Linked DNA regions of Homo sapiens: region 2 is linked to region 1. The links are chromatin loops, found by intact Hi-C in ENCODE. Cell type or tissue: PC-3. All regions are shown on one strand.

Region 1 (2,500 bases):
TAAAATGTTTTTTATATGCGTTTGTGTAATACTTTTCTCATGGTTACAGAGGTTTATAGGTTTTGGGGAGGATGACCACAGATTTCTGTTAAGGTTTCTGCATTTGCTCAAGATATTTTTTTCTTTGTGAGTGTGGTGTTCATTGTAATCTTTGGAACATAAAATAATATATTTGAAGAATGATAAATGTTCAGTTAGAACTTGTGACTCACTACAAAAAGTATGGTATTAGCTTAAGTCTTTATTCGGAGCAAGTGAACATGTTTGGGTGAATAACTGCCAATGAAGACCAAGTTGGATGTGTTTATTTCTAGTTATTTTTCCTTAGGGACAGAACAAGCTTATGTGAATAAACTTTTGCTAGGTTTTTAAAAACCTGTTATGCATTGGAATACTGAATTCCATTATTTGAAATATCAATGCTTTCCCAGGAAAACTGAGCACAGAGCCATTTTCCCACAACTTTGTCTACCATTATTCACAAAATAGAATATACAGACAAGGCAGGGCCATCGTGTAGGTCCAGACATAAGGTATTCTATTTAAAACAAATCAGAATTTTTACAAGAGCATGTGTTTCTTGATTCTCTTTGGACATTAATAATGGAGGCTCTCATTTTATATGAATCAATTAAATTTTCACTAATTTTTGAACTGTCAAATGAATAGCCATTTACTGAGCTCTTATTGTGTGCCTCACACTATAATAGTCAGTTCTGTGTATCACAGAAACTGAGAATACGGTTTCTGTATTCAATAAAAAGAATATTTGGAGAGATTCATTTGATACAGAGAAAAGTGCAAAATGAGATTAGAGAATGAATAACGGGAAGAGGCTTCTGAGACTAGAATTGTAAGAAAGTTTTGATGAAGAAAGCAGAACACTTGCTGGATCTGACTTATATGCCTTGGATCACAGAGCAGAAACGAAAGGATATTATTCAGGGCAAACATCACTCTGTGTCAAGGGTAGAATGACATAAATCATCTTGGAGACCATTAGTCTAGGACCTGGGAGGACCTGAATGGTCTGTGTCAAAGAGCAGAGATTAGCTCCAAGATTTTATTTTGCTTCCTGGGCTAACAACTACTCATAGGAGACATGTGTAGGAACTCATGAATCATTTTTGACACATAATAGGTCAGTGTAATATAAAACATTACAGAAAACAATGGTCTGAATGATCACTGGCATTTACTTGGGGTGTTTTAGGTTTATATGTTCAAGTGAAACATAATAGTCTAATGAGTAAAGTTTGGCAATCCTGGAAACATGAAATTTTATCTCATCTTTAATTATAACAGATAGCCCTAAATCGTGTGTGTGTGTGTGTGTGTGTGTGTGTGTGTGTGTGTATGTGTGTGGTTATTGAAAATGAAGTATCATGACAAGTGCCTGATTATGCATTTCAATATGGGAAATATTCAAAAAAGGAACAGAGTTTAATAAAACCCTACATTAAAATTATTGATAAATGATTTGTATAACATAATGTTTCCTTAGTCTTATGGAAAAAAATTCATTGGTTTGGGTGATTATGTGAAATAAGAGAGTATTTGTACTTCGTCTCCTCCAGAGTGCTATAGACATTTGTTAATCATGAGTATTTGAGCACATGGTACAGTAATCACAGAATTACACTAATAGCTATATAAATACAATTTAGGAAACTGAATAATAACACAAATATCCAAATGAAATTTCCACACTGATTTCTTTCTTGTTCATGTGGCACAGTCTATGAGTAAAGAATAAAACAAAAAGTTGTGCTGAGAGAAGAAAGAAGATCAACCTGCTAATAGAAAAAGATATTTTGGTGCTTCATGAAAGAGAAAATTAAAACTCCAGGTTTCTCATGGGTGATAAGGAGTGAAGATTGCTGCAACACCCACTGCTCATGTTGTTTGGGGGCTGATTAAAAAAGCAGAATAAAGCCAGTGTGGAGGCTTTTCTCTGTGTGGCTCACAGAACCCGGTGTGACGAAACAGGACTGTGAGCTGGCAATGGAGCACGGCCACTTGGAGCTTATTTCTTTAAGTTTTCTATAAATGTGAGTTTTTGGCTGAGCAAACCTTTGTGTGAAGTAATCCACTGATCATGCAAGGAAGCAAGGTATAATGGGCTTGTTTTGCTTATTCTTAGCCAAAATGTGCTTATTTTTACAAGAGGAGGCATAAAAATATCCCACACAGTCTTCTAGAGGCCTAGCCATCAGTAGATCTCAGTTCAATTTTTTGGTGGGGGAGTACTCTTATCTCTCCAGATTTTGTCATGGTGCTTTGACTTGTGACATCAGATCTCTGATGAGTTTGACCAAGAAAGCCTTTACTTTTCTCTCAGCTTTACTAAACTTTCCATAGGCTTCTTCTTGCCACTAGGCCCCTATTCTCCTTCTCCTTAGAGCATTTACTTTAGAAAACTTGCATATTATTTCTCTGCCCCTTTGAGGGCATAAATATTTCTAAAACTCTCTGGCCACTGGTAATCACCCTTCTACTT
Region 2 (2,500 bases), 96 kb before region 1:
CCAAAGTCATGAGAGTGAAAGCCAGGTTTGTACAACTTATTTCTTCTACTTACTTTCAACACTTTTTGACACTTTTTCTTCTATTTTCTGACACATAAAGTTCTATTCAAACTAGTTTCTGAACAATGTCTTAGCATGTCCTCTATGCCTTTTCCCCTTTTCTCCAATTTTTATGTGTCAAAATTCTGTTTATTCATAGAGAGTAATTTATGTTTCATTTTCTCTATTAGATGAGGCAAATTCTTCTGGCATAATGAAATAGTAAACTGTCCTTCCTTTTAACCCCATTGCATTTTTATTTCTTCTAGTACCTAATATAATTCACTGTTTTATTTTCCAATTACTCCCTTTAGTAGGGATTTTGTCCAAAGAGGCCTATACACAGTCAACAGTCATTGTTAAATATTTCATTGATGTAGGACATAAACATAAGCATCATTTAATCTTTAAAGATAAACTAATAAATATTTAAAGTATCTCCTGATTGTTTTATTTCAATTTTAATTCAATGTTTTATCTAGCTTATTATAAGAACATTTCCCATCGGAAAACATATCTTCTTAAAATTTATTTCAATTCAGTTTTCCATCTAGTTTATTATGGGAACATGTTCCCATCAGAAGACATCTCTTTTTTTTTTTAAATAGGAACATATAAATTTAGATCCTCCCTGGAAGACCATTAAGTACAGAAATAATAAGATGCTAAGTATAATTACTTTATTAAGCATCTTAATGTATCTGCGTGAAGACTATGTATTTGAAACTCACAAGCGGATCCCTTAACATGCCAATCATGTTTATGAATTCACGTCATTCACTGACCATTGTTAAATTGAGCTTGTGCTCTCTTATTAAAATATCCATATTTAAAGTATAAATCAGTGTTCAATATGTTGCTCAAGCAAAGGCATTCCATAACATGATGCAAAGTTCATTGTGCAACTTTCCAGAGCACAAAAAGATTGAAGAAGTATTAACGAAAGATCAATTCAGAGTTCATCTGTGAAATGGAACACACAAAAATGTCATCTCCATGAAAACAAAATGAATTTTAAGAAGCATAAGACATCATTTACTTTTATTAATAGCTAAAATAAATTAAAATTCTATTTATTGTACATATTTTTAAGGATAGCAGATGAAAAGAACAAAGAAAGTATGAAGGATAAGGGGAATTTATTTACATTAGGACAAGCACCTACACCTTTACTTTTTGGCATGTCAACTTTCTCATATAAAGAGAGTTAGAATTTCTAGAAATGGACTATTAAATGAGTTTATAACCAGGTTCATATCCTTAGAAATAGTTCCAAGCTATGTCCACACAACAAAATTATAGCCACTTCCTGGTAAATTTCAAAATCACTAAGGTGATGTTTATTAAACTAAAAACTCTACCTGGGTAAACACAAGGGAAAGTTTATTAGATAAGTTGATGTATGAAATAACCAGTTTCTACATGTACACTCAAGTCTATAAAAATCTTTATTCCAAGACAAGGCAAATAATGTGGTTTCCTTAATAGTACTGTCGTTTCTGATTCAATACATAAATCTACTGTAGCCAAGAAAAAGGTAAGAAACAGGAGGAAGGCATCTCTGCTTTCAGAGCTTTAACTTAAGCCTTTTGGGAAACCAGCATTCTCTAGCATCTTTTTAGAGCGTTGGGGCAGAGAAAATAGGAAGGTCAACAGGATGATGAATACTGACATCTCGCTTAGGGTCTGCCCACCGATTAAAGGAACAAAGGTACACGTTTTTGTTGACACTTCTGCAGTGACTCTTCTTTTGTCATAGGAGTCATCGGCGCCAGGACAACTGTCAACACCGCTGCACTTGAGAAAGTTGAGCTTGTACTGGGAACAGCTTAAAGAAGCCCACACAGCACAACAGCCTTTGTTGTTTAATTCATGAATCTGAACACACAAAAGCTCACAGGATCACACACACTGTCTCAATTTTCACGCTACCGTCTATAGTCTCTCATTTCATTTATTGCTTAACTTTTTGTCATATCTTAAATTACCCCATGAGTTGCATTCCCCTCTGTCCCTCTGTTCTTGCTATTTATTTTGTCTTAAGATCAGGAGCAGACTTGAGCACATCATCCACCTCTTTCTGATGGAGCGCATATTGGGTGCCTGGGAACGTCCTGTAAGCACCAACTTCAGCACCTTCTCTTGACAGAAAAGTTCTGTTCAAGGAAGATAGAGCGAAGGGGAGAAGTCAGTAAAACGCGTGAATTGCGTGGAGCAGGCACTCCCAGAACAAGTTTGGAGGATCCGTGATGGCTGAGCTCTTCCGAGTCCCTGGAGATGTCCCTCCCTCGCGATTGGTGCCTGCCCTGCCCCTGCCAGGGTCACTCTGCGCCACCTCCCTGGGGCTCAGGTTTCTTTTTAGAGGACCCCCCTTGTGCACTGGAGATGACAACGGCCTCTGCAGTTGGGCTCAGGGATGTCACTGGTCCTTCCCCCTTCCTCACAGAGAAATGAGGGAAGA

Evidence for each region. Hi-C counts contacts between places; a loop is a spot of excess contacts. Peaks named below come from ENCODE experiments on the same cell type or tissue, not always from the same donor. Only the 100,000 strongest peaks of a DNase experiment are listed, where the experiment ranks them.
Region 2: it touches region 1 in a loop (15-fold over the local background); 1 of 110 quality-filtered maps calls a loop at or near these places.

The regions. Positions count from the first base shown.
Region 1 is chr5:101,877,376-101,879,875 of GRCh38, forward strand. No RefSeq gene overlaps it. Among named protein-coding and RNA genes, the nearest start is that of SLCO4C1, 420 kb to the right of the region's middle. In PC-3, no CTCF peak of the experiment used is centred here; a DNase peak (open chromatin) is centred at 1,046; H3K27ac peaks cover 969 bases.
Region 2 is chr5:101,781,096-101,783,595 of GRCh38, forward strand. All of the region lies in intron 2 of LOC105379102 (a long non-coding RNA gene), which reads right to left. Among named protein-coding and RNA genes, the nearest start is that of SLCO4C1, 510 kb to the right of the region's middle. RefSeq lists an enhancer at 1,511-2,263. In PC-3, no CTCF peak of the experiment used is centred here; no DNase peak of the experiment used is centred here; H3K4me3 peaks cover 825 bases; H3K27ac peaks cover 928 bases.